2 separate regions of the Homo sapiens genome follow, and region 1 is linked to region 2. A link is a loop called in an ENCODE intact Hi-C map of the cell type or tissue named here. Cell type or tissue: GM12878. All regions are shown on one strand. Links, peaks and the distances in the headings refer to the core of each region. The heading gives the core; the rest is flanking DNA.

Region 1 (15,296 bases), core at 4,846-12,845, 230 kb before region 2:
TCTATTATGATGCCTGCAATTTACTTTAAAAGATTTTAGCAAAGATGGCGTGCATTGTTTTATTAGAAAATTCAGGCCGGGCGCAGTGGCTCGCGCCTCTAATCCTAACACTTTGGGAGGCCAAGGTGGCTGGGTCACTTGAGGTCAGGAGTTTGAGACCAGCCTGGCCAACATAGTGAAACCCTGTCTCTACCAAAAATACAAAAATTCGCTGGAAATTGCTTGAACCTGGGAGGCAGAGGTTGCAGTGAGCTGAGATTGTGTCACTGCACTCCAGCCTGGGCAACAGAGCGAGACTCTGTCTTAAAAAAAAAAAAAGAAGAAGAAGGCCGGGCACGGTGGCTCACACCTGGAATTCCAGCACTTTGGGAGGCCGAGGCAGGTGGATCATCTGAGGTCAGGAGTTTGAGACCAGCCTGACCAACATGGAGAAACCCCATCTCTACTAAAAGTACAAAATTAGCCGGCATGCCTGTAATCCCAGCTACTCGGGTTCAAGTGAGCCTTGAGGAGGCTGAGGCAGGAGAATTGCCTGAACCTGGGAAGCAGAGGTTGTGGTGAGCCAAGATCACACCATTGCACTCCAGCCTGGGCAACAAGAGCAAAACTCCGTCTCAAAAAAAAAAAAGAAAGAAAGAAAATTCACACATAAGGGTAGCCAGTGTCTAGTCAGAAAGGTTACTTACACACTAGAGGCAGCTACTACTGGCACTTTTTTTTTTTTTTTAAGAGATAGGGTCTTGCTCTGTTGTTCCAGACTGGAGTGCAGTACTGCAAGCATTTCTATTATCTACATCTCAATCAACGCCTGAGGCTCAGTTAACAAGCTGAGTGATGATCAGAAATAGATTTTTTGGCTGGGTGTGGGGGTTCACACCTGTAATCCCAACACTTTGGGAGGCCGAGGCGGGAGGATCACTTGAGCCTAGGAGTTTGAGATCAGCCTGAAACCGCTATTGCAAAATTGTAACTGAGTCAGTGAAAGAGATCCGACCTAACCGACTCCATCTTGCGTCTAACCTCCAAGCTGCCCTTGTTCATTCCTGGGCGTAGGCTGAACTAACTTGGGGGGAAACTTAATTTATAGTTTAAAACAAAGACGGTAACAGCCCTTTCCCAAAGCAGACCTCCTTCTTGCCGGGGGACTAGACTAACATTAGTCACAAGATTAGAAATGATGGTTTAGGAGCCATGCAGCTGGAGGCTACAAGATTCTGACCCTCCCTACACTGCTCCTAAGATCAGCGCTTGAGATACTTTGCAGACTCCACACTTGATGGATCAGCTGGCACCACCCAGATGGATAAACTGGCTCATCTGATCTTGTGGCCCCGACCCAGGAACTGACTCAGCGCAAGAAGACAGCTTCAATTTCCCATGATTTCCTCTCCGGCCCAACCAATCAACACTCTCTCACTGGCCTTCCCCCACCCACCAAATTATCCTTAAAAACACTGATCCCCCAATGCCTGGAGAGACTGATTTGAATAATAATAAAACCGCGATCTCCTGTACAGCCGGCTCTGCGTGAATTACTCTTTCTGTACTGCAGTTCCCCTGTCGTGAGGTATCAGTTCTGCCTAGGCAACGGGCAAGGGGAACCCATTGTGCAGTCACAAGCCTGGGCAACATAGTGAGACCCCATCCGTACAAAAAATAAAAAAAGTAGCCAGCTGTAGTGGCGAGCATCTCTGCTCCCAGTTACTCAGGAAGCTGAACTGGAAGGATTGCTTGAGCCCAGGAGGTCAAAGCTATAGTGAGCCATGATCACACCACTGCCCTCCAGCCTAGGCAGCAGAGCTAGACACTGTCTCGATAAATAAATAAATAAATGGAAAAAGAAATGGCTGTTTCCTGATGAACTGAGTTGCTTGTTAATTGGTAATGAGGTCATCAGTGGGCTCTCATCAGTGAAATGAAAGGTGTTCGGGATCCTTCCATTGGCTAAAGTTATTTGAGAGACTCCTGCTGCCTTTGCATAAACAAGGTGTAAGAATCTAGTGAGGTCAGCAACGCGACCCCTTAGGAATGGCCCTCAGGGCTCCATCGTTACATAATCCTGTGACCAGCCACTAGTTAAGAGGATGTCTGGTTACATGATGCCATCTTTAAGGGTAACAGAATCCTGGCCCCTGGCACGTTTCCCTCTCTGCCTCAAGTGAACTTTTCATGCAAAGTTGTGGACAGAGCATTTGGGACAGAGAGCATGGATTATAGTGAGCTACAGGATAGGCTGAACAAACACTTTTGCTGACAAATGTTTGCTTAAATGAGCTTTCAGGTGTGTGACAAGATTTGGTCTGCGACTTGCTTTCATTATAATCTGGCAGGGGGGTTGTCAGAAGTTAGTTAACCCTCACCACCTCAAACTCCATAGGTAGCTATAACTTTACAGAAACAACCTAAGCATGTCCGGGTGAGGTGGCTCACACCTGTAATCCAAGCACTTTAGAAGGTTGAAGCGGTGGATCACTTGAGGCTAGGGGTTCAAGACCAGCCTGGGTCACATGGTGAAACCCGTCTACAAAAAAACACAAAAATTAGCCGGGTGTGGTGGCTGTAGTCCCTACTTGAGAGGCTGAGGTGTTAGGATCACTTGAGCCTGGGAGGTGGAGTTTACAGTGAGCTGAGATCGCACCACTGCACTCCAGCCCGAGTGACAGTGTGAAACCCTGTCTCAAAAAAAAAAAAAAAAAGGAAAAAAACAACCAAACAAAAATGAGGCATGATCAAACCTGGCTTAGGTTCATTTGCAACAATCTGCAGACCACGTTTTTCTTTATCCCTTTGTCAGAGGTGTTTGAACCGGAGTGACTCCATCTTGAATAAGGACTGGTTAAAATAAGGCTGAGGCCTGGAGGTCAGCACAAGATACAGGTCATAAAGACCCTGCTGATAAAACAAGATGTGTTACCAAGCCAGCCAAAACCCACCAAAACCAAGACGGCAATGAGGTGACCTCTGGTGGTCCTCACTGTTCATTAGACGCTAATTATAATGCATTAGCTGCTGAAGGACACTCCCGCCAGCACCATGACAGTTTACAAATGACATGGCAACGTCAGGAAATTACACTGTATGGTCTAAAAAGGGGAGGAATCCTCAGTTCCGGGAATTGCTCACCCCCTTCCTGGAAAACTCATGAACAATCCACCCCTTGTTTAGCATAACTGTAAGTATATTCAGTCAAGCAGCCCAAGCTGCCGCGCTGCCTATGGAGCAGACGTGCTCTATTCCTTTCTTTTCCTTTTTTTTTGAGACGGAGTTTTGCTCTTGTGGCCCAGGCAGGAGGAGCTCAATGGCACAGTCTCGGCTCCCTGCAACCTCTGCTCCCGGGTTTAAGTGATTCTCCTACCTCAGCCTCCCGAGTAGCTGGGATTACAGGCGCATGCCAACACTCCCAGCTAATTTTTGTATTTTTAGTAAAGATGGGGTTTCACCATGTTGGCAGGATGGTCTCGATCTCTTGACCTGGTGATCCGCCTGCCTCGGCCTCCCAAAGTGCTGGGATTACAGGTGTGAGCCACCCCGCCCGGCCCTATTCCTTTACTTTCTTAATAAACTTGCTTTCAGTTTACTCCGTGGACTCCCCTGGAATTATTTCTTGCATGAGGTCCAAGAACCCTCTCCTGGGGGATTGGGTCCCTTTCCATGAACACCTTTCTACCTCTTCTCCTTCCAAAAGTCCAGAGTTTACTCAGCCACAAAAGCTCCTCAATATAAAGTCTACCAAAGGCCAGGTGCAGGGGCTCACACCTGTAATCCCAGCACTTTGGGAGGCTGTGGCGGACGGATCACAAGGTCAGGAGTCCAAGACCAGCCTGGCCAATATGCTGAAACGTCTCTACTGAAAATACAAAAATTAGCCAGGCATGGTGGTGGGCGCCTGTAGTCCAGCTACTGGGGAGGCTGAGGCAGGAGAATCGCTTGAACCTGGGAGGCGGAGCTTGCAGTGAGCCGATTACACCACTGCACTCCAGCCTGGGTGACAGAGTGAGATTGCGCCCCCCACCCCCCAAAAAAAGAAAAAAATAAAGTCCACCAAACTCTGCAATTCTGAAAGAGGCCAGTCTTCAAAATTGCCTTTTGTGCCTCATTTCCCTATCCACTAATTCAGACACACAACAGGCCCTCAGCATGTTTAGGAGTTATGACTGAAGAGCATCTGAATGGCGAGTATTAAAGTTTGCACTAAATTATCCTGAAAAGGAGGCAAAGGGGGTATACAACGTTCATTCATCTCTATTGGATGCCTTTTTTTCTTCCTCCTAGAAGCAGGATCCCTGAATTAGGATAGGCTGAAATTTATAGGCTTCCCAACTATTCTCCTTTTTGAATATTATTATTATTATTATTATTATTATTATTATTATTATTTTGAGATGGAGTTTCACTCTTTGTGCCCAGGCTGGAGTGCAATGGCATGATCTCAGCTCACTGCAACTTCCACCTCCTGGGTTCAAGCGATTCTCCTGCCTAAGCCTCCCAAGTAGCTGGGACTATAGGAGTGCGCCACCACACCCGGCTAATTTTGTATTTTTAGTAGAAACAGGGTTTCACCATGTTGCCCAGGCTGGTCTTGAACTCCTGACCTCAGGTGATCCACCCACCTCAGCCTCCCACAGTGCTGGGATTACAGGCATAAGCCCCGGTGCTGGCCTCTACAGGCTACTTTATGGCTTCTGTAAAGTGTCTCTTTATACTAAAATTTAGAGGACTATGTATTTCTGACTTTGAACCAATGTTTCATTTATCTGGCTTAAATTGAATTAAATTGTTTCTCTTTTGAAGTGCAATTTCAACTATCCATAAAATAGTTTCCAATCCAACATTTAAAATCTTTCAGTAAAATCCTCCCTTTTTGTTTATTTATTTATTTTTTGAGACAGAGTCTCACTCCATCACCCCAGGCTGGAGTGCAATGGTGCGATCTCGGCTCACTGCAACCTCTGCCTCCTGGGTTCAAGCAATTCTCCTGCCTCAGCCTCCTGAGTAGCTGGGATTACAGGCGCACGCCACCATGCCCAACTAATTTTTGTATTTTTGTAGAGATGGGGTTTCACCATGTTGGCCAGGCTGGTCTGGAACTCCTGACCTCAGGTGATCCAAAGTGCTGGGATTACAGGAGTGACCATTTCTAGGTACTTTGTATTTTTGATCTGTTATAAATGGTAGATTTTTAAGATTATGTGTTCTATTTGTTGCTAGTGCTTAGCAATATAATAGACTCTTGCACACTGATTTTGCATACAGCAAACTTGCTAAATTTCTTAATTTTAATAGTTTATCATATCAACCTTATCTGAAAATAATGAGATTTTATCTTGCTTTCCAATTCCTTTTTTTTTTTTTTTTTTCGAGACCAAGTCTCACTCTGTTGCCCAGTCTGGAGTGCAGTGGCGTGATCTCGGCTCACTAAAACCTCCACCTCCCAGGTTCAAGTGATTCTCCTGCCTCAGCCTCCAGGATTACAGGTGCCCACCACCACGCCCGGGTAATTTTGTATTTTTAGTAGAGACCAGGTTTCACCATGTTGGCCAGGCTGATCTCAAACTCCTGACCTCAGGTGATCCACCTGCCTCGGCCTCCCAAAGTGCTGGGATTATAGCCGTGAGTCATTGTGCCCAGCCATTGCTTTCAAATTCTTTTTTTTTTTTTTGAGATGGAGTTTCGCTCTTGTTGCCCAGGCTGGAGTGCAATGGTGTGATCTCGGCTCACCACAACCTCAGCCTCCCGGGTTCAAGTGATTCAGTTCACTCCTGGCTGGCACAGTGGCTTCACTGTAATCCCAGAACTTTCGGAGGCCGAGGCACGTGGATCACCTGAGGTCAGGAGTTCAAGACCAGCCTGGCCAACATGGTGAAACCCCGTCTCTACTAAGAATACAAAAATTAGCCAGGTGTGGTGGCTCACACCTGTAATCCCAGCTACTCGGGAGGCTGAGGGAGGAGAATTGCTTGAACCTGGGAGGCGGAGGTTGCAGTGAGCTGAGATCATGCCACTGCACTGCAGTCTGGGCAACAGAGCAAGACTCTATCTCGGAAAAAAAAAGTTCACTCCTAATTTGCTAAAATATATATTTTTAATCATGAATTGATACTGAATTTTACTAAATGCTTTTTTTTTTTTTGAGATGGAGTTTTGCTCTTTTTGCCGAAGCTGGAGTGCAATGGAGAGGTCTCAGCTCACTGCAACCTCTGCCTCCCAGGTTCAAGTGATTCTGCTGCTTCAGCCTCCCGAGTAGCTGGGATTACAGGTACATGCCACCATGCCCGGCTAATTTTTGTATTTTTAGTAGATACAGGGTTTCACCATGTTGGTCAGGCTGGTCTCGAACTCCTTACCTCAGGTGATCCACCCACCTCGGCCTCCTAAAGTGCTGGGATTACAGGCGTGAGCCACCGTGCCCAGCCAATGCTTTTTTTTTTTTTTTTTTAAGAGACAGTGTCACTCTGTCATGTGGGCTGGAGTGCAATGGTGCAATCACAGGTCACTGCAACCTTGAACTCCTGGGCTCAAGCCATTCTCCTAGCTCAGCCTCCAGAGTAGCCAGGACTATAGGTGTGCTACCATACCTGGCTAATGTTTTTTTATTAGGTTTTTTAGAGACAGGGTCTCACTATGTTGCCCATGCTGGTCTTGAGCCTGGCCTCAAGTGATTCTCCTGTGTTGTCCTCTCAGAGTGCTGGGATTACAGGTGTGAACCACTGGGCTCAGCCACTCTCTTTAATCTGTTGAGATGCCCAGATAATCTACTAATACTGTAAATTATCTTGATTTTTACATGCATAAGCCTACTTGTTTAGGATGCACTACCTCTTTCATACATTGCTAGATTCGGTTTGCTAGTAATATATTTAATAATTGCACATTTGTATTTATGAGATTATCCTATACTTTTTTTTTTTTTTTTTGAGACGGAGTTTTACTCTTGTTGCCCAGGCTGGAGTGCAACGGCACGATCTCGGCTCACTGCAACCTCTACCTCCTGGGTTAAAGTGATTCTCCTGTCTCAGCCTCCTGAGTAGCTGGGATTATAGGTGCATGCCACCATGCCCAGCTAAAGAGAGGGAGTTTCACCATGTTGGCCAGGCTGGTCTTAAACTCCTGACCTCAGGTGATCCACCTGCCTCAGCCTCCCAAAGTGCTGGGATTATAGTTGTGAGCCACTGCGCCTGGCCTATCCTATAATTTTCTTCTTCAATTATTTTGGTATCATGGCTACTCCATCCTTATAATAGAATTTGGGGAATGTTTTCTATATCCTCAAATACTTTGTGCAGGATTGGAATTTTTTCTTTGAATATTCTTAGAACTCATTGGTAAAACTGCCTGGGTGTTTGCTCTAAATTTCATCCAGGGAATGGGGAAGAACTACCCCTGTAAAATGGGTTAGAAGAGAGGGAAACAAACATAAATTGTCTTTGATTGCAGCCTTCAAGAACTGCTTGGTCTACAAAACTGACCAGTATCTAGGTATAATGCAAAGAGAAAGGTCTGAAAAGATGGAAACTAGTAAGAGATTTCCTTTGGAACGGGGACTTGGACTGGGATTGAAGAGGCTTTCTTTTGTCTGAATGGCTGAAATTTTATAAATCAGAATGTATTTCTCTATTATGTAGTTACTTTTTTTTTAAGAATAAGAATTATTACAGGGAGCCAGGCTCTCTGGAGCACTAGGAAGTTGGGGAGACACCCAGACTTGTTTTCTCTCCCTATGAGAATGTAGCTTTGCTGATACCAAGTTTGACTCAAGAACCAAAAGAACTCCATGTTTCTGAACAGTGAGACTGCTTGTAACATTGAATAATGTTACATTTGAGTTCTTCCAGAATGGGACATAAACCCGAGGATAGCAGGGCAATGGCAGGAATTGGGCTTTCACCTCTGGCAGGCTCCATCTTTGAGGAGCATGACAGTGGGAGCAGCACCCCCTAGAGGACACTTAGGGGCCAGGAACACCCATGAAGGACTATTTGCTCAGGGTCACCTAGGCTCCTGCTAAACTAAATCAATCAATTGCTCAATCAGGAATTTGTAGCAGATACTTGTGGTCTCCTCCCACGATGGATCACTAAACTTGCAACACTGCCAATTACATTTAAACTGCATTTATGACTTCATAAGCAATTACGTTTCTTCAAAACTAGCTCTCTAGCTGAGATGAGGCCTAGAGAGTTGAAAAGTTTCCAGTTCCTTAACCCAGAAGAGCTGAAATTCTACCTGGATAACACTGAAGAGATTAATGCTCTAGCCCCTTTTCTCATATCTAAAAGTGAGCACCCCATCAACCATGTAGTATCAAAGGAGTCAACAGACGGGGCAGTGCTCTGTAGAAATAGTAGGGGAAGAGCTACAAAAAAATTCCAATAGAGCAATTTTCACACTCAAACTATAGTAGTCACAATTATATACTATTTCCATCCCTCCTTCTTCACTAACGAGTCTCATTTTATCTGGAGAAACACTCTTCCCTAGACTCTCTTGCAGCTATGAGGTGCCAAATGACAGTTCTGGCCAGTGGGACAGAAGTTGAGGGTTTCTGGGAAAATTTGTGTTCTCTCGATATAAGCACTACTCCCTTGTGCTTTCCACGTTGCCTTTTGCCATCTCTCTTTCTCCTGCTTGACACCCGGACAAGAGGTTGGAGGTGCACCAGCCATCTAGTATCTATGTTGCAACAGGCATTAAGGATACAGGCCTACATGCTAAGAATGATAGAGTGACAACGTGGAGTCCCAAGTGCTGGTGGGGTTGCTGGACTCCCTGGTTGTCCCAGGACAACCCCAGACTGACAAACACTGAACTTCCTGTTACATTAAAGGTACTAACACTTTGGAACCTGTGGTTTACAAACTTATTTCTAATAGATACATAAAACAATTCTTGGCTGGGTGTGGTCGCTCATACCTGTAATCCTAGCACTTTGGGAGGCCGAGGCGGGAGGATCACTTGAGTTCAGGAGTTTGAGACCAGCCTGGGCAACATAGTGAGACCTTGTCTCTATTTAAAACAACAAACAAACAAAAACTTCAAAAACCAATTCTTGAATTAAATTTTTTTCTTTGCAATCTCTCTTCAGGAAAGTGATTATCCAAACTACAATGCACAGTCTCATATTGCCAGCTATGCAATACTGTAAAATACACAATTTCACAATGTGTGGCCAAATAGGGATGTACTGGGGGCCTTCTTTGTGTAAAGCTCTGTAACAGCTGGGTGTGGTGGCTCACGCCTGTAATCCCAGCATTTTGGGAGGCTGAGGTGGTGGATCACTTGAGGTCAGGAGTTCAAGACCAGCCTGGCCAACAAGGTGAAACCTTGCTTCTACTTAAAATACAGAAATTAGCTGGGTGTGGTGGCTCACTCCTGTAGTCTCAGCTACCTGGGAGGCCGAGGTAGGAGAATTGTTTGAATCCGGGAGGCGGAGGTTGCAGTGAGCAGAGATCATGCCACTGCGTTCCAGCCTGGGTGACAGAGTGAGACTCTGTCTCAAAAAACAACAAACAAAAACTTCAAGAACCAATTCTCAAATTAAACTTTTTTATCTGCAATATCCCTTCAGGGAAGTGATTATCCAAACTACAATGCACAGTCTCATATTGCCAACTATGCAATACTGTAAAATACACAATTTCACACTGTGTGACCAAATAGGGATGTACTGGGGGCCTTCTTTGTGTAAAGCTGTGGAACAGCCAGACGTGGTGGCTCACGCCTGTAATCCCAGTACTTTGGGAGGCTGAGGCGGGTGGATCACTTGAGGTCAAGAGTTCAACACCAGCCTGGCCAACATGGTGAAACCCCGCCTCTACTTAAAATACAAAAAATTAGCTGGGCGGTAATGGCACGTGCCTGTAGTCCCAACTACTCAGAGGCTGAGGCAGGAGAATCGCTTGAATCCAGGAGGCAGAGATTGCAGAGAGCCGAGATTGTGCCACTGCACTCCAGCCTGGGCGACAGAGTGAGATCCTGTGTTAGAAAAAAAAAAAAAAAAGCTGTGTAATATTTGCAGCATAATTTCCATAATGCATCCATTTTTTAAATACGAGAGATGGGAGAAAAGTGCAAATAGCTCTGTGCAGCATCCTGTTACTTCTGCATCTGCTCCCGCAATATCAGAGGGGAAAAAAGCAATGAGAGGAGACTACATTTATCAAATGTTGACTTTGTGCTAGACATCATTCTAAATATTTTATTTGAAATGAATGAATTTAACCCTGAAAACCCCCTATGATGTAGGCCCTTGTATTATCACTCAAAACAAAGCACAGAAACAAGCCCACCAATTCACATTAACCGTTTTTGTGCACATTCTACTAGAGAGGGCTGTTACTAACTTCAAAAAGCGTAAGGAGTCCTCCCCCTAGCAGCAAATCTCAAAATTAAACACAGTTTCATTTAAAAGAAACTCACAAGTTCAAATGTGACTCTAAGATGAAACTAAGTAAAAATAAGCTTTCATACAGTTCTGTGTCTTGCTTAGTGACTGGATGGGGAACGTGCAGCAACAAACACTCGTGCACTCAGACCCATGATAACACCTTGACCAGCTGTGCTTTGTCATAAAAAAAAGACACTACGGAAATGGGACAGAGCAGGCGCATAATGGAACACCGTTTATCCGTGGTAAAATACGCAGGGCTGAAGGGAAGTGGAAAAGTATTTGCTGACAATGCAAGTTATATGAAAGTAGCTGATCCACATATCCAACAGTCCATGGCCAAAGGTCACTTTCAATGACACCACAGTCTTACGGCATGCTCCAATAGAGCATGAACAGATGAACAAATGAGATGGTCATTTACACTCCTACAGCACCAAGAGTGTGAACAAAACAGTGACAGTATCTATACTAAAACCTCAAATGATTAAGATTTTTAGTTTACTGAAAAACAGCTCAACAAAGATACTAGCAGCAAATCGTAAAGTGTACTAAAATGTAAGGAATATTGAATGTGACTAAGATGTCTTCTAGTTTCAATCCTGAAACTCCTTAAAGATTTTACTGACAATATATTAAAGCAATCACAGTTGGATTGTACTGTTAGATATTACTTAATTTTATGGCCGTGATCAACTAGGTTTTGAAAATGGTACACTTCTATTTTATTGAGACGGAGTCTCAAAAAGCTGTAGTGCAATGGTGTGATTTTGGCTCACTGCAATCTCTGCCTCCCGGGTTCAAGCGATTCTCCTGCCTCAGCCTCTTGAGTAGCTGGGATTACAGGCGCCCGCCACCATGCCCGGCTCATTTTCTATTTTAAGTAGAGACGGGGTTTCACCATGTTGGCCAGGCTGGTCTTAAAACTCCTGCCCTCAGGTGATAGATACACCCACCTCGGCCTCCCAAAGTGCTGGGATTACAGGTGTGAGCCACTGCGCCTGGCCCTATACTTCTATTTTAAATATAGAAGTCAAAGTGAAGTAGTTTATTAAGAATTGGAGGAAAATAGTTTTTTGGCAACGCGTTGATGATGCTGTGCTGTACATACCTACAGGTCTAAGAATGAAAAACAGAAATGTATGGCACTGTCACTCTATCTGGCACTGTCACTCTATCTGGCCTGTTACAGCACTACGAGGGTGAGACGTTTGCATCTGCTCCAGAGCAAACTGGGACGGATGAACGAGGGAATGCAACGGGCACCTTCTAACAACTATCCAGAGATGACGTATCCACGGGCGTCATTCCTTTCAAGATCAGGAGTCTCTTTTTTTTTTTTTTGAGACGGAGTCTCGCTCTGTCGCCCAGGCTGGAGGGCAATGGCGCGATCTCGGCTCACTGCAACCTCCGCCTCCTGGGTTCACGCCATTCTCCAGCCTCAGCCTCCCGAGTAGCTGGGACTACAGGCGCCTGCCACCACGCCCGGCTAATTTTTTGTATTTTCAGTAGAGACGGGGTTTCACCACGTTAGCCAGGATGGTCTCGATCTCCTGACCTCGTGATCCGCCCGCCTCGGCCTCCCAAAGCGCTGGGATTACAGGCGGGAGCCACCGCGCCCGGCGAAGATCAGCAGTCTCTTCACGTAACTCACAAGTTTATATAAATGCTGTCATTTTCTGAACAAATTGTTTCCCAGAAATGCAGCATTTTTAGTCTTTTTCCCTAACCCCAAACTAAGATGTATGGGTAAAACAGCTATAATCAGGATTATTGAGACTATAAAATTCTCTTTATAGAGATATAGGCAATTACCAACTCTTTTTTTTTTGAGACAGGGGCCTTGCTCTGTCACCCAGGCTGGAGTACAGCGGCACCATCTTGGCTCACTGCAACCTCTGCCTCCCAGGCTCGAGCCATCCTCCCGCCAAGCCCTAGAGATAGAGCTTCTGAAATTAACCACAGGCTTTTAAAAGTTTTCTTAGGCAATGCTTTGAGCATTTGCTATTAGTTCAAAGAAATATAAATGTTAGAACAAGACGAAACAGCCATATAGTGTAACAAATACATTTCAAAGTCATTGCCTCCCCTTCTCACCCAGAATATATATATATATATATATATTTTTTTTTTTTTTTTTTTTTTTTTTTTTTTTTTTCTTTTTGAGACAGGAGTCTTGCTCTGTCACCCAGGCTGGAGTGCAATGGCATGATCTTGTCTCACTGCAACCTTCACCTCCCGGGTTCAAACAATTCTTGTGCCTCAGCCTCCCAAGTAGCTGGGACTACAGACATGTGCCAGTACACCTGGCTGATTTTTTTTTGTATTTTAGTAGAGATGGGATTTCATCATGTTGCCCAGGCTGGTCTCCTGCCTGAGCTCAGGCAATCCGCCAGTCTCAGCCTCCCAGTGCTAGGATTACAGGTGTGAGCCACCACGCCTGGCCTTATTTTATGCTTTTTGATAGTAAACCATTATTGTGGCTGTTCCCTATGTTAGGGTACCTAAGATTCCAAATTAATTCACATAATGAAGTGATGCCTTACGACGTATTGCACTCTAAAAGGTTTCTTGGTTCACTTAACACAGAAATTCTGATCAGGTTTTTATTACTCCAGCAAGGTGTGTGTTCAAATCAGAACTGTTTCCCTGGGTCTGATAGAGAAACATTGATAAAGAAAATTATTCTGAACTTGATTTAGAAAGGGAAAACTTCCCCTAACTACTCAGGAGGCCGAAGCAGGAGAATCACTTGAACCTGGGAGGCAGAGGTTGCAGTGAGCTGAGATGGCGCCACTGCACTCCAGCCTGGAAGAAAGAGTGAGACTTGTCTCAAAAAAAAAAAAAAAAAAAAAAAAAAGGAAAACTTCATGTTTACTGCCCACACATTTCTAGAAACCTTCCTACTTTGGAGCTTTGTAATAAATTCAAAATGATGGCACAACACCATTAAAAGGTTTAAAACATTTATCACTAAAAATACTAAATGTTCTTTGAAAACCTATTAAGACATTTAAATATTCTTTTATGCTATCAAAAGACATTAAAATATTCTTTTACGCTGATCAAAAGAAAGAATAAAAGTTTAGGAAAGGGAAAAATGCACACTTTTTTTAAAAAGTTTATTTCTAGCCCTGAAAGAACAAAATTATTGAACAAAGTCAAAATACAGCAGTTAATGTCAATGTATAACAATTAAATAATTGAACGGGATTAAATTAAAAATAAAAGGCATAAAATTTGAAGACAACAGAAAAGACAAAAACTACTTTTGCTTAATTCCATTTCTATCAAAACAAGAAAAAAAAAGCCAATGCGTTCCAACCAAAGATGTTGAATTCCACACGTAACTGTTTCTCTTATTACTTCTGTTCTCTTAGAAACACTTCTAAGTTCTAAGAGAACAGAAGTGTGCTTGACAGAACTATCATCCATTTCTTTCTGCCTCTGTCTTGGCAGCTTTCTAGAGAAGTGAATGGGAAAGACTTCGGTTCTTTCAAGGCCAGGCCAGCGCTTGCTTCTTCTTTCGAACTCCAACCTCATCCACCACAGCATCTTTGCCAGAGTGTTCAATCAATGTGTTGACTGAGAAAAAAGAATGTGTGTATCTATTTTTTCTTATATACACACACTATCAAAAAACTGATTTTACCAGTTTCAATACCTACTGTGGGAGCAGCGGAGACAGGAAGACAATCTGCTTTTTGTATTACTATGAAGTTCCACTATAAAAAACCCCAAATGAGTATTAATCTGGATTTTAGCTATAATCTATAATATTTTGACACTGACATTTCACTAGATGTGGATCTCAGTATATTTTAAAAGATTTAGACTCAAAAATGGATGCAAATTCTTTAAGCATCTATTTTGTTTTTTTCTAATTTTAGCTACTACCTGATCAGATCTAAAATTATTCTGGCTAGAATACAGTATATACAAACATGTATTTAAGTGAGCCCTAAAAGAAATACTCATAGGTGGTTTAGAATCGCTTGTTAGAGGCACAGGTTCGTTTACAGTTGCTGGTTACTAGACTGTACGCAGCTGGACACTTCTATGTTAAAGGGAAGAGAATGAATACTATGTGCCAGGCAGTCAACACATGAAGACAGAGTTGTATTAGCCTCAGTGTCTTATGCTTCACAATTACTCGTTTACTTTCAGGTAGGATAAAATGTTCCATGTTTCATAGTTTCCCAGTTTTAATTGTCCCTAAAAGCAGCAGAAGAAAAAAGAAAAAGAGAAGATAACTTTAAATCTAAAATAAAATAAATAAGTACTATAATAATACTGTCCTAATAACACAAGAGGACTATTAAGGTAACTTTCAGATTTAAATGGGAATTTTCATTCTAAAGTGATGACAAAAAGGGTAAATATAAAAGGCAATTATTTAAAAAACATGAGGCCAGGTGCAGTGGCTCACGCCTGTAACTGCAGCACTTTGGGAGGCCAAGGTGGGCAGACTGCCTGAGCTCAGGAGTTGGAGACCAGCCTGGGCAATGTGGTGAGACTCTGTCTCTACTAAAAATACAAAAAAATAGCTGGGTGTGGTGGCGGGTGCCTGTGGTCTCAGCTACTCAGGAGGCTGAGGCATGAGAATTGCTTGAACCCAGGAAGCGGAGGTTGCAGTGAGCTGAGATCATGTCACTGCACTCCAGCCTGAGTGACAGAGTGAGACTCTGTATCAAAAAAAATAAAAATAAAAAACATGAATCTTGATTCAGATATAATTTTTCTTTCAACAAGTTCTGAATGTTTTAAAATTAATAAATCACAATTCTGTATTACTTTTAAGATTGTTTAAAAATGACACATTTCAAAATTAACCAAAGTATATTTCTGTTAGAGGTTAGTTTATCCACGTAACTTAAGAATAAACCACAGCGTAGCTCCCTTAACCAAAGAG
Region 2 (15,463 bases), core at 2,865-10,864:
TCCTTTGCAGCAACATAGGTGGAGCTGGAGGCCATTATCCTAGGTGAACTAACTCAGAAACAGAAACTCCAATACTGCATGTTCTTACTTCTAAGTGGGAACTAAACAATGGGCACACATGGACATGAAGATGGAATGGACTCCAGAAGGGGGGAGGGTGGGAGGGATGAGGGGCAAAAAATTACCTATTAGGTACAATGTGCACTATTGGGTGATGGGTACACCAGAAGCCCAGTCCTCACCATAATGCGATATAACCCATGTGGCCAGGTGCGGTGGCCCACACCTGGAATCCCAGCACTCTGGGAGGCCAAGGTGGGAGGATCACTTGAGGTCAGTAGTTCAAGACCAGCCTGACCAACATGATGAAACCCTGACTTTACTAAAAAAATACAAAAATTAGCCAGGCGTGGTGGCGGGTGCCTGTAGTCCCAGCTACTTAGGAGGCTGAGGCAGGAGAATCACTTGAACCCAGGAGGCAGAGGTTCCAGTGAGCTGAGATCGTGCTACTGCACTCCACCCTGGGCAACAGAGCAAGACTCTGTCTCAAAAAAAAGAAAAAAAACAAAAACAAACAAACAAACAAAAAACCATGTAACAAACATGCGCATATACCCCATCAGTCTAAAAAAAAAAATGTAGGTCGGCATTTGAGTCAGAATTGGTATGTTGTATGATGTGGATAGTGATTGAGGATTTTCTTTTTTCCAATATAACTAGAATAAATTTCAGGTTATTCTGAAAATAAATAAATAAATAAATAAATAAATAAATAAATAAACATGAAAAAGCTCTAGGCTGGGCACGGTGGCTCACGCCTGTAATCCCAGCACTCTGGGAGGCCAAGGTGGGCAGATCACTAGAGGTCAGGAGTCTGAGACCAGCCTGACCAACATGGTGAAACCCCATCTCTACTAAAAATACGAAAATTAGCCAGGTGTGATGGCGGGCTCCTGTAATCCCAGCTACTCGGGAGGCTGAGGCAGGAGAACTGCTTGAACCCAGGAGGCAGAGGTTGCAGTGAGCCGAGATTGTGCCATTGCACTCCAGCCTGGGCAACAGAGCAAGACTCCATCTCAAAAAAAAAAAAGATAAAAGAAAAAGCTAAATTCCCATTGCTCCCAAGCTGAACAAATTCATGAATTTGAAATACTACCATGTGTATGTTTATTACCTCTGTTACTGGGACTCTATAGACTGAATACTTCTTGAAAAAAATTATTCTTGGGCACTATGGCTCACACCTGTAATCCCAGCACTTTGGGAGGCCAAGGCAGGCGGATCATAAGGTCAGGAGTTTGAGACCAGCCTGCCCAATATGGTGAATCCCCGTCCCTACTAAAAATACGAAAATTAGCTGGATGTGGTAGCATGCGCCTGTAGTCCCAGCTACTTGGGAAGCTGAGGCAGGAGAAACATTTAAGCCTGGGAGGTAGAGGTTGCAGTGAGCCAAGATTGCACCACAGCACTCCAGCCTGGGTGACAGAGCCAGACTCCATCTCAAAAAAAAAAAAAAAAAAAATTTTTTTTTTTTGAGATGGAGTCTTGTAAAATTTATCCTTTTTTTTTTAATCTTATTTTTTTGAGATGGAGTCTTGCTCTGTTGCCCAGGTTGGAGTGTAGTGGCATGATCTCGGCTCATTGCCACCTCTGCCTTCTGGGCTCAAGCAATTCTCCTGCCTCAGCCTCCCAAGTAGCTGGGATTATAGGCGCCGGCTACCACACCCAGCTAATTTTTGTATTTTTAGTAGAGATGGGGTTTGACCATGTTGGCCAGGCTGGTCTCGAACTCCTGACCTTAGGTGCTCCGCCCACCTCAGCCTCCCAAAGTGCTGGGATTACAGACATGAGCCACCGCACCCGGCCAAAAAAATTATTCTTGAATTTAACTGTCTCAAGTAGAAGGTTCATGGCGTCTGAGTGGTACCACTGTCATGTGATGTGTAATGTGAACTATACTGATGATATAATAATGGCGTAATGAACTATGTTGATGATATATGATATGTATTTTGTTTGGTTTTTCTTTTTTCTTTCTTTCTTTTTTAGACGGTTTGGTTCTGTGGCGCAGGCTAGAGTGCAGTGGCATGATCTCGGCTTGCTGAAACCACTGCCTCCTGGACTCAAAGGATCCTCCCACCTCAGCCTCTCGAGTAGCTGGGACCACAGGCATGCGCCACCTCGCCCAGCTAATTTTTGTATTTTTTGAGGAGACGAGGTTGCCCAGGATGGTCTCAAACTCCTGGCCTCAAGCGATCTGCCCCCTCAGCCTCCCAAAGTGCTGGGATTGCAGGAGTGAGCCACTGTGCCCAGCCTGATTACTTATTTTATGTTATTTTATTTTGAGATGGAGTCTCACTCTGTTGCCCAGGCTAGAGAACAGCGGCGTGGTCTCAGCTCACCGCAACCTCCGCCTCCTGGGTTCAAGCCATTCTCCTGCCTCAGTCTCTCAAGTAGCTGGGATTACAAGTGTGTACCACCATGCTCGGCTAATTTTTGCATTTTTAGTCAAGACAGGGTTTTACCACATTGCCCAGGCTGGTCTTGAATTCTTGACCTCGGGTGATCCGCCTGCCTCGGCCTCCCAAAGTGCTGGGATTACAGGCGTGAGCCACTGCACCTGGCCCTGATATGAATTTTTAAAAAGAGAGCACTTTAACAATGAAGCTTCCTTCTATTTATCAGCATCATCCATAAAAGAGCCCTAAGTTCCATAACAACCAGATGAAATGCGTGGTCCTGGATTGGATCCTGGTTTGAACAAAACAGCAGTAAAGGACATTTTGGAATCAACTGGGGAAATTTTGTGGATTAAGTATTAAATAATGTCGGGAGGTTATAGTTAATTTTGTTGGGTGTTATATTTTGATTTTGGCTATGCAGAACATATTCTTTTTTTTTTTTTTTTTTTTTTTTTTTTTTGAGACAAAGTCTCGCTTTGTCACCCACACTGGAGTGCAATGGTGTGATCTCGGCTCACTGCAACCTCCGCCTCCCGGGTTCAAGTGATTCTCATGTCTCAGCCTCTGGAATAGCTAGGATTGGAGTCACCCACCACCACGCCTGGCTAATTTTTGTATTTTTAGTAGAGATGGAGTTTCACCGTGTTGGCCAGGCTAGTCTTGAATTCCTGACCTCAGGTGATCCACCCACCTTGGCCTCCCAAAGTGCTGGGATTACAGACATGAGTCACCGCTCCCGGCCAATATTCTTACGTCTTAAAGATACACACTGAAGTATTTAGGAGTGGAATGTCATGACACCTTTATATATGTATTTAGATATTTCATAAAAAATTAATGAAGTGAGCTAAAAGAGAAGACACTCTTCCCACAAGGCAGTAGTCATGCAGGAGAAGAAAAGCACGTTGAAGTTGTACTAAACATCAAGTTAAAGCCACCACACATAACTCCTTGGCAAGGAAAGGGCCCACGATGGCATTGTTCTCACCTTTTCCTTCCTGCTTAGACCCCTTCCTGACTCCCTCTGGTTGAGTTTCTGAGAAACTCATGCCTCTACCAAGAGACCTCCCCGGGAGGGCTTAGCCTGGAGACTCAGGTATGGAAAGGGCTGTCCCAAGGAAAAGTGAGGCCAGTGGAAGAACACTGGAGGAGGGAGGTTTCAGATGGATAAAAGGCAAAACAGAGCTGGTTTCTTAGGGGAAGCAGTAAAATTTCCATGCCTGGAAGGGTCAAGCACAGGCTGGAAGGCTTGTTGGGAGTGACTGAGTGGGGAGGGAGGCTGGCCTTGGAGACTTCTACAGCGCCTTTCAGCCTCAGACACCAGGACCCAGAAGAAGGGTAGGTGAGGCTAGAGATGGTAAGAATGAGACAGAGAGGCGGAAAGCGAGGCCGGGGCCAGGCACTGACCGAGCTGGGACTCGAGCTGTTTCTCTCATCTCTGCCTTCCCTCCCTGGAACCTGCTTTGTGGTGCTGCTTCCTGTCTCCTACAATCTGGAGAAGTCAATTTCCTGTGGTAGCTGATTTCATTTGATAAGAAAAGGGAGGGTAGGTCAAACGAAGCCATTGCAGGGACTGTCCTTGAAAAGAAACAGAAGCTCAGTCTTGGCACGTCCTCCTCCCATCCTGACCATTCTAAAAGGAGGGAGATTTAGGAGAGAAGCCACAAGCCAAATGATCATAAGATTTGTTTTGAACTTTGCAAATACTATATTTAAAGCCAACAAAAAATAGTGACCAGCATATTTCCTAGCTCCAGGCAGAGCAGAACAATGCAGTTCAGGTCAATAGACGGGACCCTAGGGCCTGTTTGTGCTGGGTTTGGACAGGATATAAAGATGAATAGACTACCCTCAAAGCATTTTCAACCCTCAATTGCAGCCAAAAGGCTAAAAAGAAGAACTCGCTGTAAAACATCCTTAGTCCTGAATTACCTGGAAAGAATATAGAATCTCCTTGGAAACATTTAACATATATTCTTTCTGATCCTCTTAGTGTGGTTTCGATGTAGCCTTACCTGAGGGGCAAAAACAAAAACAAAAAAACACCTAAAACCAATGACCCATTGGCGTCTCATTCAGACCTAGGATTCTAGAGATACATCTCCCTATTAGTCTCTCTTGGCCCCAGGGAAAGAAAGAAGCCACCTTCCCTGACAAGGGGCTAGGAGCCAAATCCCTAGAAATAAATCCACCTGGTTCTGTGCTGTCTTTCCTCTCAATGGCCCTGGACCCCTCAAGAGTTCAATTTGAAAGACGTACAACTATTATGTATCCGTAATAATTAAAGATAAGAAATTTTTGGCCTGGCCTGGTGGCTCATGCCTGTAATCCCAGCACTTTGGGAGGCTGAGGCAAGGAGGATGGCTTGAGGCCAGGAATTCAAGACCAGCCTGGGCAACATAGAGAGACCATATCTCTAAAAATAAATTAAAATAAATTTTAAAAGATGTTTTTAAGCCAACTTGTCCCAACACCTAATCCTTTGGCTGAAATTCAAGCAACATGCCCATGAGACAAGGGCCAAAGTGCTCTTGAAAAAGAGCTAGTAATGATAAATAATGTTTTAAAAACACTCCACCATAAATGCAAACTTTTCACATTATTATCTTACTTGAGTATCTCACGTCTGTGAGGTATTTATTTTTATTATATTTTAGAGACAAGGCGCCACTCTGTCACCATACTAGAGTCTAGTGGCACGATCACAGCTCACTGCAGCCTCCACCTTCTGGGCTCAAGGGATCCTCCTGCCTCAGCCTCCCAAGTAGCTAGGATTACAGGCATGCACCACTATGCCCAGCTAATTCTTATTTTTTGTGGAGATGGGGTCTTACTTTGTTGCCCAGGCTGGTCTCAAACTCCTGGCCTCAAGCAATCCTCCAGCCTTGGCCTCCCAAAGTGTTGAGATTACAGGCATGAGCCACTGCGCCCGTCCTCTGTGAGATATTTATGAAAGGCATTATTAATACCCATTTATAGATAACAAAACTGAGGGCCGGGCGTGGTGGCTCACGCCTGTAATCCCAGCACTTTGGGAGGCCGAGGCGGGCAGATCACGAGGTCAGGAGATCGAGACCATCCTGGCTAACACGGTGAAACCCCGTCTCTACTAGAAATACAAAAAAATTAGCCGGGCATGGTGGTGGGCACCTGTAGTCCCAGCTACTCGGGAGGCTGAGGCAGGAGAATGGCATGAACCCGGGAGGTGGAGCTTGCAGTAAGCTGAGATCACGCCACTGCACTCCAGCCTGGGCAACAGAGTGAGACTCTGTCTCAGAAAAAAAAAAGAAAAGAAAACTGAGGCCCAGAGAAGGCAAGTGACTTGCCCAAAATTAACTATGTGACCTCTAACCTAGTTCAACCACGCCCAAGATGATAAACTCCCATGTACATGTTTGTCACCTTGGCCATGGTGGGACTAGGTTAGAGGTCACACAGTTACCACGCTGCCTCTACTGTGGTACACCTAGATACCGAGATAGTATAAGGGCATTGTAACAGTGGATTTCAGGGAGAAGCAGTGAGAAGGTCCTAGGATCACATTTTTGGGGATTTCTGCAAAACTACCCCTCATTACAGTGTTTTGATCCCCAGCCCCCCAGGTCCTACCCCCAGGCATTCCTTCTCCACATGCCATGCGGGTGTGGACAAAGCTATAGACCAGATTGCAGGTGGGTGTCTATGTTCTCATCCAGTCTAGCAAGTGAGTGGGGAACATAGAGATGTGTAAGAAATTGTGAGAGGCCTTTGCCTTCCGGGTGATGATAGTCTTGGAGATCAGTGTGATGCCTCTGGGGTAGGTGAGGAACTGGGGGAGCCAACCAGCTTTTCCCTTCCCTTATGCTGTGTTTCTTATTTCCAGAAATATTCTTATTACTAGAAGGTGATTATTTGGCCAGACCTATACTCCTGACCATTGGGAAAAAAATGGGAAAATGTTGGACATGAAGGAAGGGAAAGAGAAGAGTGAGAGAAACTAGAACATTTATGGCCGAAGCAGAGGATAAGAAATTAGGAAAAAGCAAAGAAAAAAAAGCCAGGTCCTCAATAGTATTGAGTGCATCTTCCTCCTTCCAAAATAAACGGCTGCCAGCTTTAGAGAAAACATATTTGTGGCTCAACTCACCACAGGTGCGGGTTTGACTCTGAAGTGGGACTGAGGAACTAGTTTACTTTTTCCATTCCATGTGTTTCCTCATGCAAGCTCCTCCCCACAGGGCACCCCTTGGCACCCCACCCTCCCCTGGGCACCTGACATGTGCCGCTGCTGCCCCCTGCTGGGAGAACACTGTTGGATCCCGGGGAGAGGGACTCCTTTCAGAGTGGCCACATCAGGGGCAGGAGAGGAGGGGACTTTGAAGGGTAAGTGATAAAACAGAGCATTTAAATATAGCCAGACACTAAAATCTTTTCACAAAATGTCTGAAACGTCTGGCTTATAATCAGCATACAGGCCTGTGAAAAGGGGTCAAGGAAGTATAAGGTGGTTGGGTACCCACCTGAGATGGAAGCCTTTTAATGAGGCCTAGACTACCCATCTCCTCCCTTTGGTATATCTGAAGCATTTTAGCCTTCTTAAAGCACAATGTTTATTAAGTGGTAAAAAAATTATTCAAAGACTACATGGCTAAGATAATAAGCTTCATACTCTTCGACAACTGTTTTCTTCCCTTTTATTCCAAAGTCCACAAACTGACCCCAACTTACCTCTTTATTTCTGTCTCCCACTATTCTTCCTTGCACAGGCTGTGACCTATGTTGTCTTCTACCAACTCCCCCTGCACACACACTTATAGCTCTATAAATAACACACATTATAACAAAGTTATGAAACAAGAACTAACAAAAATGAAACAAGAACAGGTAAATATTTTTAAAGCCAATAACCTCATCATTGTATTTTTTATTCTTTGAATTCTGTGCTGTGTGCCTATGTTTCATATTCAAAAATAGTAAATTCATTAGTTTATTTTTAAATGAGAAAAAAATGGGTTAGAAATCTTACGAACATGACATATGTTTAATGACTTTTAAAATCTAATAGAATAAACTCCATACTGAGCACAAAGAGAAAATTTGTGAATTAACACAAGACAGAGCAGTAAACACGATAAAGACATTTTTTCAAGTAAAAAATATGTGACATCAGCTAGGCAATCGAGACAATACATTGGGTCTCTAATATATCCCCTTTTAAAAGCCTCAGAAGAAAATAACAGTAAAGGAGAAATGATTGAACAGATTATAGTTCATGTGAATATCCACATGTAAGAGAATGAAGTTGAATTCCTACCTCACACCATAAACAAAAAAATAATTCTAAATTCTCATAGACCTAAATGTGAGAGATCAAACTGTAAAACCCTTTGAAGAAAACAAAGGAGTAAATCTTTGTGACTTTGAACTAGACAATGGTTTCTTAGATATGAAACCAAAAGCCCAAGTGACAAAAGAAGTAAATAAATTGGACTTCAACTCAACAATAAAAAGACAAATTACGCATTTTTTATTTTAGTTTATTTTATTTTTTATTTTTGAGACAGAGTCTCAATCTGTCACCCAGGCTGGAGTGCAGTGGTGCAATCTCAGTTCACTGCAACCTCTGCCTCCCAGGCTCAAGCAATTCTTGTGCCTCAGCCTCCCAAGTAACTGGGATTACAAGTGTGTACCACCATGCCCAGCTAATTTTTTAAATATTTTTAGTAGAGACGGGGTTTCATCATGTTGCTCGGGCTGGTCTTGAACTCCTGAGCTCAGGCAATCTGCTCACCTCGACTTCCCAAAGTGCTAGGATTACAGGCATGAGCCACTCCACCCGGCCAAATTACTCATTTTTTAAATGGGCAAAGGATCTGTACACAAACAACTTAGATGCCTGTGAGGAAAGCATGCTTAGTTCCTACTCCTAAGATTTCCATTCATTTCAAGGACCTCTATTGGTGTGATAGTCTCAGTCTCTCTGCCTCTTTACTCATTCTGCTCCTTGGAGGACAGAGTGATGTTAAATAGTAAATTTAGGAAGAATAATCTGGATATGTTAGTTCTGCTTTTCTTTTTGGGGAGCAAACTGCTGGCGGTGTTTTATATATATATATATATGTTTATCAAATTGTTTGTATATTTGTTGCCTTGATCTACTAAACACTCAGCTAACAGACCTAAAGCTACGTCCTCTAACCTGGTCGCTACCAGCAATAAAGATAATATTTTGGCCTCTACAGGGGCCAAACCCAAGCAGAGAACCCTATCTTTTTATTGGATCTTCAAAGACAATATTGAATGACATAAAAGATGATGAAGATATGCTACAGTCATGGATGAGAATGCATTTCATCATAAAGATACCAATTCTTCCCAAGTCTATTGATTCAACATGCATATTGATTTATATTTTCAATTTTCAATAAAAATCCCAACAGAACTTCCAGGTGACTTCACAAGGTACGTTCTAAAATCTATATAGAAGAGTAAAGGGCCAAGAATAACCAAAACAATTTTTTAAAACCAAAAGTTTGAGGGAATTGCTCTTTCAAAATGAAGACTGGGGCTGGGCACCCTGGCTTATGCTTGTAATCCCAGCACTTTGGGAGGCCAAGGCAGGCGGATTGCGTGAGCCCAGGAGTTCAAGACCACCCTGGGCAATGTGGTGAAACCCTGTCTGTACAAAAAAATGCAAAAAAATTAGCCAGCATAGTGGTGTGTGCATGTAGTCCCAGCTACTTGGGAGGCTGAGGTGGGAGGATCACTTGAGCCAAGGAGTTCAAGATCAGGAGTTGGGCCCAGGAGACAGAGGCTGCGGTGAGCCGTGATCACAGGGCTCATGCCTGTAATCCCAGCCTACGATCCCAGGAAGATCACTTGAGATCTGGAATACGAGCTCAGCCTTGGCAACATAGTGAGACTCCAGCCCTAGAAAAAAGCTTATTTAAAACATTATAAAAGATCTATAAAAAGGATTGACCAGGTGTCATGGTGCACACCTGAAGTCCCAGCTACTAGGGAGGCTGAGATGGGAGGATTTCTTGAGCCCAAGAGTTCAAGGGTACAGTGAGCTATGGCCATGCCACTGTACCACAGCCTGGGTGACAGACCAAGACCGTGACTCTAAAACAAAACAAAAACCCTAAGATTGATTATAAAGTGAGAACAACTAAGAGTGTATAGTACTAGCCTATGTGTAGACAAAGAGGCCAAAAGAATCAGACAGTCCAGGAGCTGGCCCATGTATATGTACATATGGAAACTTGATATGTGACAGAGGAGGCACTGTAAATCAATGGAAGCATAAGCTATTCAATAAATAGGAGCAGGATACAATATTAACAGTATGTATTTAATAATGAAATTTCTACTTTCTCCATAACAAAAATAAATTCTAGATAGATTAAAAACCTATATTAAAAATGTTTTAAAGACTATTTCTCCTTTTGTTTTACAGATATGGACAGAAGCCTCAAAATACCTTTTATGCCTTTCATGGCCCATGATGCAAACTTGTCACGATGTTGTCAACTAATACAAGCCCTGGGTCGGAAAGCCTGTTTAATAAATCGCCAGGGCCAGAGGTGTAATGCAGAGGGATAAACAAGTTTGTTAAGTGGATGACCCTTGTGAGTCTTTTTTCAGGTAACCTAGCAATAAGCTGGCTCTTCAGGGAGGGCCACAAACCCCCTCATGTATAAACTGTCTGGATTATTGGGTTGTTTCTAACATTATTTCTTAGGCCAGAAAGGCTGAAACCTGAATTGCAAAGACACCTTGGTCAGATGATCTCTGATTCCTCCATAATTCTTTTTTTTTTTTTTGGAGACAGAGTCTTGCTCTGTTGCCCAGGCTGGAGTGCATTGGTGTGATCTCGGCTCACTGCGAGCTCTGCCTCCCAGGTACAAGCAGTTCTCCTGCCTCAGCCTCCCGAGTGGCTGGGATTACAGGTGCCCACCACCACGCATGAATAATTTTTGTATTTTTAGTAGAGACGGGGTTTCACCATGTTGGCCAGACTGGTCTTGAACTCCTGACTTCAGGTGATCCACCTGCCTCAGCCTCCCAAAGTGTTGGGATTACAGGCGTGAGCCACGGCGCCTGCCCTCCATAATACTTTATAAATGCGTGAGACAACAAGGAATTTTATATTCCCTCTCTTGTACAGAACACATGATGTGTCCAGCTATGCCTAGCCTAAGCACTCTTCCCCATGAAATGGTGAGAATCTTGGGCACTATATGCATCCCCTCACACCTGCAGGTTGAAACATACCTGTACCATGTGTTATTTTTGCTGCTTGCCCTCGTCCCTTGCTTGATAAACAGAAATATTGATGGTGATGAACAATGAGGCAATATCTAACAAAGGCGGAGATGAGCATAAGCCAGAACTTGAGAATGCCGCTTCTCATAATGTATATTCTAGAGACTAGAGCACATACATACAGAATTCATTCCAGCTTTGTTTGTAATCACAAATTGGAAACAACCTAAATGGTCGTGAACAGAAGAATTGATAGACGGTAGTATGTTGGTGAAATGGAATACTGTACGGCAGCGGTCCCCAACCTTTCTGGCACTAGGGACCCGTTTCCTGGAAGACCATTTTTTCATGGACTGGGGGTGGGGGATGGTTTGGGATGATTCAAGTGCATCACATTTATTGTGCACTTTATTTCTATTATTATTACGTTGTAAGATATAATGAAATAATTATACAACTCAGCATAATGTAGAATCAGTGGAGCCCTGCACTTGTTTTCCTGCAACTAGACGGTTCCATCTGGGGATGATGGGAAACACTGATGGATCATCAGGCATTAGATTCTCATAGGGAGCATGCAGCCTAGATCCCTCATATGCTCAGTTCACAATAGGGTTCACATAGCTATGAGTATCTAGTGCCGGCGCTGATCGGACAGGAGGCGGAGCTCAAGCAGTAATGCGAGTGATGGGGAGCGGCTGTCAATACAGATGAAGCTTCACTTGCTCACCCGCCTGCTGCTCCCCTCCTGCCGTGTGACGCAGTTTCCTAACAGGCTGTGCACCTGTGCTGGGGTTTGGGGACCTCTGCTGTACAGCAATTAAAAAAGAAGTAACAGTTCTATGTTTAGGAATGGATAAATCACAAGAACACGAAGTTGCAGGAGGACATAAACGGTTCGTGGCACACACGCATGTGTATATATCCTGTATATGGTTTAGAAATATGCAAAAAATGCTAAGCCTTCTTTATAGATCAATGGATATGTAGAAACATAACAAAGAAAACCTGGAATTGTATTAAAAAAATACAAACAAACAAAAAACCTTTTCCCAAACTAGGAGGAGGCTGAGAGACCAAAGAATGACTGAGACACGTCCAGCTTGGCAAGTAGATGAGTTTATTTGGACCTACATACAAGGCCTCCTGGGCAGTAGCAGGACAGCTTTAGAGACCTGCATTGCCTCCCATTTTCCCACTCTTTTTTTTTTTTTTTTGAGACGGAGTCTTGCTCTGTCTCCAGGCTGGAGTGCAGTGGCGTGATCTTGGCTCGCTGCAACCTCCGCCTCCTGGATTCAAGTGATTCTCCTGCCTCAGCCTTCTGAGTTGCTGGGACTACAGGCTCATGCCACCACGCCCAGCTAATTTTTGTATTTTTAGTAGAGATGGGGTTTCACCATGTTGGCCAGGCTGGTCTCGATCTCTTGACCTCGTGAACCACCCACCTTGACCTCCCAGAGTGCTGGGATTACAGGCATGAGCCGTGCCCGGCCACACTCTTGAGCTGCCTTTAAGCTAATTTTCTGGCTCTTTGCCCACTGTGTGAGTGATGGACTGTTTTTCTTGGTAGTTTCTTAGAAACCCTCCGGGACGCTTGGTTCTGAGGGACACCTGCTCCTCTGCTGGGCACTGTGGCCTTGGCTCATGGCCTGGCCTTCAGGGTTCAGGCAGCAGACACACACTCTTTAGTAACTTGGCTGGGGACCCATCACACTACAGAAAAGCATGAAAACAAACACAGCAATGACACGTGTCAAGTTCTGGAGAGAGAGGGAAAGGAGTCAAATCACAGGCATAGATGTATAAGAGGCTTCAACTGTATCTGTAATATTTCGTTTCTGAGAAAAAAATATCTGAAGCAAATTTGGCAAAAGGTTAAGATTTGCTAAAGCTGAACATTGAGCAGATGGGTGTTTGTTGTTATTCTCTTTACTCTTCTGCATATTTCTTTTTTTTTTTTTTTTTTTTTTTTGAGACAGAGTCTCTCTCAGTCACCCAGGCTGGAGTTCAGTGGCGCGATCTCGGCTCACTGCAAGCTCCGCCTCCCGGGTTCACCCCGTTCTCCTGCCTCAGCCTCCCTAGTAGCTGGGAGTACAGGCGCCCGCCACCACGCCCGGCTAATTTTTTTGTACTTTTAGTAGAGACGGGGTTTCACCGTGTTAGCCAGGATGGTCTCGATCTCCTGAGCTCGTGATCCGCCCACCTCGGCCTCCCAAAGTGCTGGGATTACAGGCGTGAGCACCGCGCCTGGTCTCTTCTGCATATTTCAAAGATGTCAGAATTGAAAAATAATAGTCACTGACTTAGCATGACAGAGAAACCTTCAAGCATAGATTTGCAAAGGGAGATACCTGTGGGAACCAAGCCACTAGAGTCACAGAATCTCAAGGAGGCAGCAAAACGGATTTAAAATTGGGCAGAATGTTGTGTGACAAAGCACGATCCACTGGGTGTTGTGTCTGTACATACACGGGACCTGGAAGGACACGGTCAACTGCAAACTGCTCGTGATTGTGGACGGCCTTGTTCTCTGCTTCTTGTGTTTTTCGGTTTCTTATAATGCACATATTAACTAAGAGTAATTAAATTATCCTAATTTCTATCACATTAATTTATATTAATTTAATTAATAAATTAATTAAAAATAAAGATTACTTTTAAAACCAGAAAAACATGGTTGGAAGAGAAAAACCAACCTTAAAATGTTTTTTGACATTTGGGACATAAACATTGCCTGAAATGAAAACATAAATAAATAAATGGAATATTGGGAAAGCTTGGTAAAAATTAAATTGCTATACATTCTACAAATTGCTAAAAGGAATAAAGTTTTGGCTAGGCGTGGTGGCTCACACCTGTAATCCTAGCACTTTGGGAGGCCGAGGCAGGGGGATCATGAGGTCAGGAGTTCGAGACCAGCCTGACCAACATGGTGAAACCTCGTCTCTCCTAAAAATAGAAAAATTAGCCAGGCTTGATGGTGCACGCCTATAATCCCAGCTACTCAGGAGGCTGAGGCACAAAAATCTTTTGAACCTGGGAGGCGGAGGTTAGAGTGAGCTGAGATCGTGCCACTGCACTCCAGCCTGGGTGACAGAGCGAGACTCTGTCTCAAAAAAAAAAGAAAAAAAAAAGTAATAAAGTTTTAGCGAGCAACATTGGTAAATTGCTATTAATAAATTTGTGCAGCCAGGCGCAGTGGCTCACACCTGTAATCCCAGCACTTTGGGAGGCCAAGGTGGGTAGATCACCTATGGCTAGATCACCAGCCTGGCTAACATGGTGAAACCAGTCTCTACTAAAAATACAAAAATTAGCCGGGCGTGATGGTGTGCACCTGTAGTCCCAGCTACTTGGGAGGCTGAGGCAAGATAATCGCTTGAACTTGGGAGGTGGAGGTTCCAGTGAGCCAAGATCACACCATTGCACTCCAGCCTGGGCGACAGAGCGAGACTCCATCTCCAAATAAATAAATAAATAAATATAAATTTGTGTTAACAATTTTATTTGGCAAATTGATACATGCTTAAATACCATTTATCTTTTAAGGTTCTGCTCAGATGACACCTGCTCCACAAAGTTCCTTGGACCCTCCCTCACCCGCAAATGCCCTCATGTGGCGTTCCTCCTGCACTTCCTTCAGCTGTTCTCATTTTCTATATGTTACAACTATTTAGAAAGGTCTCGGCTTCCTCACTGGGCCTAGATCCTTGAGGGCAGAGTTTTACTTGTCTATGCCGGCCTGTCAGTGTGGTGCTCATGGTGGGTTCTTAGTATCTGAAAAAGGGAAAGGAGGAGGAAGCTGGAACCCTAACTGGGGAAAGGATCAAATAACTAAAAATTCAGCTTCTTCTGGCCTGCAAAGTGTCAGGGATCTATAACTGTGAGTGCTCTGAGATTAGGCCACAGACTTTTGCTGTCTCAACATTTTCTCCTCTTGGGACATTTCCTTTGAGTTGATGTTCTGCCAGTTTCTACATTCAGGCTCAGCCTATGGTGCCAACCTGTCAGTGTGGTGCCAGCGAGGTGCTCTCAGAGGGAGCAAGGCAAGAAGAGGTGACGAGAGCCCCAGACACAGTCTCACACTGAGGCATGGGCAGCAGTAAATGAGGAGAGGCTGGGTGAGGACCAGAGGACCAGGAGTCCAGGCCAGGATGCGACACAGAAAAGGCAAGGGTTAGATGGGCAAGGTGTGACATCAGAGCCCGGCAAGAGGTCTCTGGCTGGGCTTTAGGGTCGCTACATTTGGCAAATACAAATAAAGAATGCCCTCACCTCACACCCTTTAGGATGGCTATTTGGGAAAACGAAAACATCAGATAGACGCGTTGGTGAGGACGTGGAGAAATGGAATCCTCGTGCACGGCTGGTGGGAGTGTAAAATGTGCAGCCAGCCTGGAAAACAGTCTGGCAGTTCCTCGAAAAATAAAACAGAGAATGGCTGTATGATTCAGCATCCCACTGCTGAGAATAGACCCACAAGAACCGAAAGCAGAGCCTCAAAGAGACCTTTGCACACCCGTGTTCACAGCAGCGTTCCTCACAGCAGCTACAGCGTGGAAGCAACCCAGAGTCCATCAACGAATGAATGGATAAGCAAAACGTGGCTCGATGGAACAGTCTTCAGTCTTACAGAGGAAAAAAATTCTGACACATCCTACAACATATGAATGAACCTTGAGGATATTACACTAAGTGAAATAAGCCAGTCACAAAAGGGCAAATACTGTGTAATTCCACTTATCTGCAGTGTT

The links. Peaks named below come from ENCODE experiments on the same cell type or tissue, not always from the same donor. Only the 100,000 strongest peaks of a DNase experiment are listed, where the experiment ranks them.
Region 1: a loop joins it to region 2, with 3 times the contacts of the local background. A loop is called at or near these places in 6 of 110 quality-filtered maps.

What each region holds. Positions count from the first base shown.
Region 1 is chr3:196,830,685-196,845,980 of GRCh38, reverse strand. It overlaps PAK2 (p21 (RAC1) activated kinase 2), which reads right to left. Exons shown (of 15, transcript NM_002577.4): 15 at 13,334-15,296. Among named protein-coding and RNA genes, the nearest start is that of SENP5, 30 kb to the left of the region's middle. RefSeq lists a silencer at 3,828-3,982. In GM12878, for the core only: a CTCF peak has its summit at 7,931 (motif pointing left); DNase peaks (open chromatin) are centred at 7,900 and 10,693.
Region 2 is chr3:196,600,733-196,616,195 of GRCh38, reverse strand. No RefSeq gene overlaps it. Among named protein-coding and RNA genes, the nearest start is that of LINC01063, 24 kb to the left of the region's middle. In GM12878, for the core only: a CTCF peak has its summit at 6,738 (motif pointing left); a DNase peak (open chromatin) is centred at 6,625; H3K27ac peaks cover 418 bases.